Linked DNA regions of Homo sapiens: region 1 is linked to region 2. Evidence: read pairs that join two places in POLR2A ChIA-PET (ENCODE). Cell type or tissue: IMR-90. All regions are shown on one strand.

The links. ChIA-PET counts read pairs that join two places held together with the same protein. Peaks named below come from ENCODE experiments on the same cell type or tissue, not always from the same donor. Only the 100,000 strongest peaks of a DNase experiment are listed, where the experiment ranks them.
Region 1: POLR2A ChIA-PET joins it to region 2 with 8 read pairs; 3 of 35 experiments call an interaction of 5 or more read pairs at or near these places.

What each region holds. Positions count from the first base shown.
Region 1 is chr5:156,372,648-156,377,647 of GRCh38, forward strand. The region is part of intron 3 of SGCD (sarcoglycan delta); the gene reads left to right. It overlaps LOC124901120 (a long non-coding RNA gene), which reads right to left and starts at 3,622. Exons shown (of 3, transcript XR_007059016.1): 1 at 3,481-3,622. In IMR-90, no CTCF peak of the experiment used is centred here; no DNase peak of the experiment used is centred here; H3K4me3 peaks cover 247 bases; H3K27ac peaks cover 254 bases.
Region 2 is chr5:156,453,948-156,458,947 of GRCh38, forward strand. All of the region lies in intron 3 of SGCD (sarcoglycan delta), which reads left to right. Among named protein-coding and RNA genes, the nearest start is that of SGCD, 130 kb to the left of the region's middle. In IMR-90, no CTCF peak of the experiment used is centred here; no DNase peak of the experiment used is centred here.

The sequences.
Region 1 (5,000 bases), 81 kb before region 2:
ATTTATTCAGAATACTTTGAGGAAACATGGGCTATTTTAGCTAGTTACCTTGGAACAGTGGACATAGCTTTGCCTCCTACAAATTAGACATTTTGAAGCTTTTAAAACTGCATTCAGCATTCCCTCAGCATACTGATTCCTTTCAGCTTGCTGCTACCCATTGGGTGCTAAAATTTTTTGTTCTAAATACATGTCTTTCAGGATCAAGGAGCTTTGAATATGGGTTTTGTATTTTCCTTTTATATTCTCTTCAGGTCTTTCTAGGTGACAATCATGTACTCCTTTGCCTTTGTGTTTCCACCCTGAGATGCCATAATGAAGATGGCATTTCTCTACATTTAAGGTGTAGAGAAATGTAGTGATTTGTGTCTTCTTTCATACCACCCCAGAGAGATGGAATGGCCATTCTTGATCATCAGAGGTATTTGGTGTTTAAATATGCCATTAAGAGTTGCTCATAATTTAGCTGTCCAGACATTAGAGTAGGTTTCATTTGTGCTCGTGTTAGCATTCATGTCTTTTAGATAATTTACAGAAGAGTGTAATTTTCTCTAAAAAGATATCTGTAAGGGGGAACACTTACCAATCCAATTACATTTTCGACTTCTTCTTTTTCTGTACTCTCCAATAATTTTGCTGGACTTTTCAAGAAAAACAGGATCTCATATTTTTGTATATGTCTTCAGTCAATGCTAATTTTAGTTTTAATGTTCCCTCTTTGGTATCTCCTATTGATTTGGTAAGCGTTACCTTTAATCACTTAAAAGTAAGTAATGCAATGAGACCGCCCAAGGCTAACCTATATTTGGAAAAATCGCTACATTTAAGAATTAATTTAACAACAGTCTATTACACATTTTACTTTGGAAATTCACCAGGATTCTTTCCTTCTCTGTGAAAGCATTTATTACCCAGAAGAAATTAGGCCTAATTTTAGAGAATGCCACTGTGAGCCAAACTGCCTTACATTTCCAGAAATCTCCATGACTCTGACTTTAATAATAATGTTTAAAATTCACAGAATTTCAGTGCTAAGAGAAAATGAACGGATAGCAATTGTAATTAGAATACTACCACCTAACTTAAGATATTTTGAAGCCATTTAAACAGTAAAATGAGGCACAGACCAAGGGCTGTTGCTAGCTCAGGCCAAGAGGGTGTGACATAGTGGCATGGATAATTTTGTTTGGGTTTGTATTATGTTTGGATCCACATCACCCAGTGGTCAGCATGGAGGGCTTGATATGGAAAGACCAACCAGACTGTGCTGTGTGGGTGACGAAATAGAAACAAAGACCTTAGATGCCTCTTTCATGTTACTTTGCTGAGAAGAAGAGTAGAGAAATGAAACAGCAGTTGAAGGGGCGGGAGTGGAGTCAACGGACATTTTATTTTATTTTTTCGTGATAAGCAGTAACTCGGATAAAAATGGTGCAGTTTGGAGAGAGATTAATAATGCTACAGAGAGGGAAACTTCAGAGCTAAGAAAATGTTCAAAATACAAAAAAAAAAAAAATGCATGGCAATATCCTTAGTGTTAAAATTGCTCATTTCACTCTCTAGCCTAAAATATATTTTTGATTTAAGGACTTTTCTTACCCAAAACCTGTGCCACAGAAAATACCTGTGAAACAAGCTCACTCATGCCTGGCTTGATCACAATAACTAGGGTTTTTAGATCTTCCAAGCTGTGGAGAAAGTAACACGTGACCAACTATAGCATAACGCAAAAGTAATCTGTGGAGTCATTACTGCCAGTCAGCTTCACATGGGAGCAAAACATTAATAGTTTTCTTGGTCATCAGCTATTGAGTTTTCAGTTGCTCTTCTCCAAGAGCAACAGAAACCTAGCAAATTGGGCATTTTATTTTTCAGCACTCAACCTATTCGTTGATGGAAGAAAAAAAATTGATTGATTTTTGCTAAAAAACAAAGCAAATTTGAAAGAAAAAGTCTCAATTGTTTCTTGGAGCAGAAGCTTCCTGCATGAATAAACAATACAAAGCAACCCTGTCTTTTTTTTTTTTTTTTTGAGACGGAGTCTTGCTCTGTTGCCCAGGCTGGAGTGCAGTGGTGCGATCTTGGCTCACTGCAAGCTCCGCCTCCCAGGTTCACGCCATTCTCCCAAAGCAACACTGTCTTTTTGCCCCTGACATGCTGACAGCATACCAACACTCCAGCCGTGGTGTGAGGCAGCCTGAGTCAAAGCTCGCAGTCTCGCTAGTGTCATTCAGCTCTGAGAATAGCAATTTTAAATAAACATTTGTGACATGTTCGAAATGAAACACAAGCAAAATGAATATCAAACCTACTTACTATAGAACATCACTCTTCACAGTCTTTTTTGTTTTGCGTGTGTGTGTAAAATTTCAGATTTACCAAAAAATTGCAAGAGTAGTAAAAGAAACTTTTGAAGATCCTTTTCCAAGATTCACCAGTTATTTACATTTCACTTCATTTGCTTATTCTCCCCACTCCTTCCCTTTCCTTCTCTCTGTCAACCTCTCTCTTTCCCTCTCCTTCCGATTTTTTCCGTCTGCTTCCCCATATGTGCTTTTTAAAAAACGATCTGAAGGTAATTTGCTTTTAAATACTTCAATGTGTATTTCCTAAGAACAGTAATGTTCTCTTACATAAGCATAGTACAATAATAAAATCTCAGGACACTTAAAATTGCTGTAATTCTATTATCTGATCCACAGTCCATTTTCAGATTTTGTCAGTTGCCCCAGTAATATCCTTCACAGCTTTTTTTTTTTTTTTTTTTTTTAAAGAGTACTTGTTGAAGCATTAATGGTGCTACCTATGGTCTTGTGGTCTGGCTCCTTATAAAGACAGTGGGAAAATGTGAGAGTGAGAAGGATGGTCACCCATGTGTAATATTAATCTCCAGACTATAGCTGTGCTGTGTGATCATTTCCAAAGTGTGCCCCATTAAATGATTGTTTCAAGAAATGCCGTGGAAAATAAAGATGTTTTGTTCAAAGCTGAGGAAAAGCTTAAACAATTCTTTCCCCATGCTCACTGCATTCACTCCTTGAAGATGTACAAGAGTGCATTGGCTTATAAAAGCATCTGAACGTTTATGTATTTATGCCATAAGGAGACTGTATTATTTTTTAACTCAAATTCTCTAAGTTAATTGACTATAGCGCATCCTACTGAAGCCCTCATCTACCTATACAGAGTTTATTTTGGAAACTCTGCTATATTTTTACAGTATTTATTTTGCTTTAAAATTTTCTCTTTTATTTATTTTTATTAAAATTGTGAGCTAGTCAACCTTTTAAAACATTGAAAATGACTGACATTTTATGACAAAAATGTAAGATCTACATTATTGATTTATCGTATATGTACAGTTATAGATAGAAGATCAGTGACTTCATATCAGTGCTTAACCGTGTGAGGCAAACACTAGATTCTGTAACAGGCAAATCTATGTCAGCAGTTTAACAAAATAGTTTGTTGCTCACTCACCTGGAAACAGTGGCTGCCTGGGATGAAAGCTCTGCTCAGTTACTCAAGAACCCAGTCTAAAGGAGGTTTTGCCATTTTTATTGCAATGGCTCCCCATATCATCTTGGGTGTTAACATCCACACAGCAAACATAGAGTGAGAGAACACAAAGAATTGTAGGGGAAATTTGTATGGGACTAGCCAGTGTCATTTACATGTACATCTGTTGACAAGATTTCACCCACAACGTCATGACTGATGGAAGAGGGGCTAGGAAGTGCTAACCCTGGTTGGGTAACTGCTTTAAGTAGCAGCTTCAAAATATGAAAGGTGAACATAAATTTTTGATGAACTAATCTCCAGAAGTCTATAATCATGCATATGTAATTTACAAGTTTAACTTTGATATTTTGTTAATCATATGTTATCTCACATTGACCCTAATGAGATTGGGAAGGCAAGATAAATATACCCATTTACAAATGGAGCAGCTGAATCTGACTTTTAGGTGATCAGAGTAGAATAAAATGGTTTATGTGCATCAGATTTTTTTTTATTGGTTACTAATCAAGTATCTTTGTGTTTTTCAAAAGTATTTTAGCCTTAATTATACTTTTTAGGAGAAAATTATACTTTTAGGAGAGGAAGTTTATTGAACTTGCCATAGTCTCCAAATTTACCAGGGAATTAACAAAAGTGGCCCAAGGTGCTCTCTATTAAAATAATTTAATACAAATAGAATTTTTAAAAGATATAATTTCCATTTGTTGACAGTGGTGAAAACAGGAAGTTTGTGTCTGTTGATTCTGGGGTTTCACTTTGAGTACCATGGCTAAGTAACAGATGAGAGCCAAAATTAATCATCAATAAAAAAAATGACTAAAAATATAAAGCATGCCTCTTCAACAGTTTTTCATAAGATATAAATATCTTGAAACCACTAAAATGAAAATAAAACATTACAGAGAAAAAAAAGTCATGTAAAATCCCAAACCTCTATTTTAAAAAATAAATCAGTGTTATGAGGATAATGAACTTAATACTTACTATTTAATTAAACTTTAAGCTAATTAGTCTAATTAATTCATCTGATAAGCATCTTAATATTGCCAGCATTAAGCTGAATCTTCTAGAATGTGGTTTTAAATTTGGAGGGAGTAATTTAATGATGCTTAATATTGGTTGTTTACACTGCAAAATAAATTTGATATGTTAATGGATGCCCAACTCCCATCGCATTATAAAATTTATGTTGATTCTCACTGCTTCTATCCTGCAGGCTAGCCTATTCAGTATTCTCACAACACACTATGTTTTCTTATTAGAGCAAATATCACAGCCAAAAAAGTAATGATTTGTTATAATTTATGTAATATATGCCTTTATTCTCTAAATAATGTTAAGCTCCATGAAAGCAAGAATTGTTTCTGTCTTGGTCACTGCTGAATTCAGAGAGCCTAGTGCACGACAGGCTTTCAGTAGACAATGGAGTACATGAATGGATGTCCTCACTGAAAATAAAGCCAGCAGTGCACTTAGAG
Region 2 (5,000 bases):
GCCAATGGTGATGGGAGAGAATGTATTGCAAAGGGTCATGAAGAATCTGTTGGAGTTAGAAGTGTTCTGTATCTTAGTTGTGGTGGGGCTTTCACAGGTCTGTACAACTGTCAAAACTCATTGCATTGCATACTTTTTTAAAAAAGTGTGCTTGATTATGTATAAGTCAGACCTCAAATTAATCTTTAAAGGAAGGATATCTGCATTGGAAAGGACTGCACTCAAAATGTTCTGTTTTGTTTCTCAACTCCAAGATATTTTATTTAGGTCCATTGTGTTACCAATCCAGTGGACAGAGAAAAAAGTCTGTATAAAACCTTGTTATATCAGTGAGGGTCCAATCATGAGATAGAAACCACACAATAAGTTAAAGAAGGAAAGTTTAGTAAAAATAGCTATTAAATTCTGATGAAAGAGTAACAAGAAGACATAAGGAAACTTTCCATAGTACCCCGGGGCTGTGAGAGATTACCCAAGGAAGGCTAAACTAGAAGGGAAACTTCTCCCCAAGATTTGGATTTATACTTTGTTGGAGACAATGTGGTGAATTCAGCTCATTGAATAGCAAAGAAGTTTGCTTGTTTGTACAGATAGGAGATGCTCTTCAGTCATTGGCCAAGCAGCAAGAAATCCTCTGGAGTACATACAGGATATAGGCAATTATCAACTGGTGGTGGGAGTATACAAAAGGAAGAGTTCATGGGGTGCAGGTGAGCCAGGCATGGTTCTACAGAGAGAGCATTGGCATGGTGGCAAGAGTGGTGATGATCCTGGCTGCAGGAGAGTTGAGTGTGGACTTGAAGATGGAATGAAGGCTCTGATTTGAGGTCAGGAGTGCTGGAGCTTGTGATGTGCCTGTCAAGAAAACTGCTTCTAGGTTATTGTCAGGCAAAGCAAAGGTTGTAATGTTGCTGAGGAACTGTGTGCTCTGGACATGTGGCTGGGTCAGAACTCCACTGGAAGTCCTCATACCTGCAATGCTGATACACTGTGCATCAGGAAAAGACGACAAGAAGAACCTCCCTTCTGCAATGTGCCTTCAGGAGAGAGTTCAACATCATCTTCCTTGTAAAGAAAGGACGCTTAAAGAAACTGACCATTATTTAAAAGCACAGCACATATTGAATGGTGACTCTGGAGTTGATAAGCAATAAATAGATACTTGGCATACTTTTTTTATTGTTAGGGTTGAATTATGTCCTGCATAAAGATATACCAAAGTCCTTAGGCAATTACAACAGCTTTACATGATAGGACTCATGGAGGAAAGCTGCCCTGCCCACACCATGGTTGGGGCATAGCCAGTGTATGGCAGTCTCTGAAGGCAGTTGCAGTCAAGGACGCAGGGTCCCTGGCTACTTGTGTTCCTACTCATGTCTGCATTCCTAGCACAGATGCCTTCATTCAGAGACCTCTTTAGCAGGGCCCTCCTGGGATAATATCTTCCCCAGGTACCTTTGCTGAGGGCTTCTTAATGGGAAAAGGGGAGAAATTTCAAAGACTTTTTTTTTTTTTCACTGTGGCTTAGTACTCAGTACTTTTCCACTCCTATTCCTACCCTCTCTCCTTCCCTTGGCCCCTGTGTCCATAACATGACAGGGGCATTTTTGGAGCCTCCTTCGGTAGGAAAGGTGATTCTCAAGCCTCTGCTGACCACCTGACCCTTGCCTGGAGCCTTGCATAGAGGAAGAATGAAACACTGGGGAACCAGCACTTTCTCCTGTCCAGCTTCTTGATAGGCTATTACAGTGATTGAAGGCTTGATTTTTATTTTAAAAAATGTATCAAAGTCCTAACTCCAGGTGGCTGAAATGTGACCTTTTTTGGAAATAGAATCTTTGCAGATATAATCAAGTTAAGATGAGATGGGCCCTAATCCAATATGACTGGTGTCATTATAAGAAAAATGCCACGTGAAGACAGAAACAAATGGGGAGAATGCTGCATGACAACAGAGGCAGAGATTAGACTGATGCAGCTATAGGCCGGGAATGCCAAGGATTGAGGACCATGGCCAGAAGCGAGGGAGAAGTCTCAGAGGGAGCATGGTCCTGCTGACACCTTGATTTCAGACCTCCAGTCCCCAAAACTGTGAAAGAATCCATTTCTGTTGTTTCGAGCTACCCAGTTTGTATTACTCTGCTATGACCATCTTAGAAAACTAGTGCAGTTTGGTACCAGGAAATAGGGGACTGCTGTAACAAATATCTAAAAATGGGGAGGTAGCTTTGGAATGGGATAACGGATGGAGGCTAGGAGAGTTTGTGGCACTTGATAGGAAAAGCCTCCTTGAATGTTGGTAGATGTGTACATGTTTAAGGCGATTCTGGTGAGGGCTCAGAAAGAGAGGAGAGCTGAAGAGACAGCATCTTTCCTCTTAGAGAATATGTGTATCATCATGAACAGATGTTACTAGAGATGTGAATAATAAAGGTGCTTCTGGCAAGGTCTTAAACCAAAACAAGGAGCGTGCTATTGGACACGAGTTAAGACCATCCTTGTTGTAAAGTGTCAGAGAATTTAGCTGAATTATGTTCTGCTGTTGGGAGGAAAGTAAAACTTGTAAGCTATGAAGGTGAAGAGATTTCTAAGAAAGAGTTTAGAAGTCTCAGCCTGGTGTCTCCTTGCTGCCTATAGCAAAGTGCAAAAGAACAGAGATAAATTGAGGAATGAATTGTTAAGCAAAAAAAATCTCTGGGATTACCAGAAGCTGGAAGAGCTGAGGAAAGTTTCTCTCCTCCAGGCTTTAGAGGGATTGTGGTTTTGTTGACGCCTTAATTTCTGACTTCTAGTCTCCACAACCATAAGATTATAAATTTCCATTGTTTTAAGGCCACAAGTTGTAGGTATTTTGTTACAGGAGCCTTAAGAATCTAATACACTTGGCAGGTTTCATTCATTCATTCAAGTTTTGAATTAAAACACATTTAGTAATTATAAATGGTTTGTGGGTTAGAATATAGACAAAATTTTATTTTTCTGTATTGTAGTAAAAAAATCACATTAAACCAAAAGTAACTTGGTCTCAGTGAACATGGCTTGATTGGAGCATTTGCCTAAGGAAATATTTTTAGTTTCTGAAGTTGTAGCATTCTTCAGTTATTTACATTTTACTAGAACAGAAACCAAAACCACATTTTTATGCTAACTTTCTTATTTGCTTTCCCATGTGTGAAAATCTTTGTTTATTGTACTCCATTCAGAAGCTGTATTTCTTCAAAATAGTAAGGGTTTCAGCAGAGACACCTTATTTTCTTTAAAAATACAAATATTTCTAAAATAGCATTTTTTAAAAACTTGCTTTCATTCTTCAAGTTGGTCACTCTTGCTATGCCTTTGATCCTCTAAAATAATTTCTGACATATATAAAAGGGCAACTTGACATTCGCTGATTGAATATGTAGTAGTTGTTCACAGGAATTTAAATTTCTTTTATAACCTTTACAACTTCCAAAAGTTAAATGCTTAAACCAGAGTCATTTCCATAAAAAGCACAAAACAGTAAGTATTTGACACATCCATTCAAAAATGTATCAAATATTCCATCCCTGAATGGTGGCTTTAGATATTTGGGGATATTTAGTGAAGCACCAAATTTATACTATTGTTTTGGCTCACATTCAGGAAAACATAGAAGCAAATAAAATTCTCTCCACTGTTATTTCTGCCTTTGCTTCAAGACCCCTGCCCAGTAATATCTGACCCTGGGGCAAACACAGTAATCTGAGAAGATATGAAAGCTGAATCCTTTCCCTATGCCGCTCATAGTAAGGACAGAAAAATGTAAATGTCTCTCATGCCCTACTTCACAGTTGGTTGGGAGACATGTGTTCTAGTCCCTGTTTGAGAGCTTGGGAATTCTGAGACTATTTAACTCCTCTAACTTGTTTTCTTATTTGGGATATGTGTATGCAAGTGATGGTGTCCAAGAGACCTGGAGTCCAGTCCAGGCCTTTCTATAACCTAGCTGAGTGACTTTGGGCGGTTTAGGACCTTTCCCAGCTATGCTATGTCTTCCAGAGCCACTGATGTGGGCCAACCCCTCCCCAGTCCCAGCCTACAAACCACACTGTGCCAACGCCCAAGTCTTTCTGTGGCAAACACAAGGAAAGGAAGAGCCTGTCAGAAGGTGCAGTGGCCATGGAAAGAGGAGCCCAGCAGCTCTGATCCCCACAGGTTCCCAGACCTGTGCTGAAGGAGAATCCTCATTCCCCAGCAGGCAGGCAGGCAGGCACACAGGCCAGACACACTTTCTCCCTCTCCGTCCCCATAAGGACAACTCTATGTACATGCCCCAAATACCAAGACAGGCATTTCAGTTAAATATTAGTCACTAAGAAAATGGGGTTTTGGAAATTCACTTTGTAACATGTTTATTCTTTTGCGTGACTGTAGGTTTTGGGGGATTACTTTTCTGATATGTTTGCTTTTACCAAAAAGGAAAACTTACTGTTGATGTGATCGATGTAGTAGACACCAATCTGAGGGTCAAACCCTGATTCCCATCCCCATGGCAGCTCATCCCCAACACAGTCAGCAAATGACAAGGGCTTCGTTAACCTACAACAAACCAGAATAGACACACCAGTGATTCTTTCCCTCAAACCGCATATGTCAAAATTCAGCACCTTGATTAACATCTCTAAACCTCAGATTTTTATTTGTAAAAATGAAAAAAATACAATATTCATGCAGATATTGTAAGAATTAAATGAGATAGTCTATGTTAAGGATAAACACAAGTTACCTTGTTAAGAGCTCACTCATGATCATCATCACCAACATCACGATCATCCACCTGAAATACAGGGACTATGATGCTTGAATTTCAAGAGCATGATGAGAATCACATGGGAGAGCCTTTGTTAAGTGTTTAAACAAGTGACTAGAACATGGTGAGTCTTCAGTGGATTTTAATTTCTTCTTTTCCCTCAAAACTTGAAACTCTTTGAAAGATGCCAATTTTAACAGGGATTTTTTTAGAGGCTAAAGATAGGTTT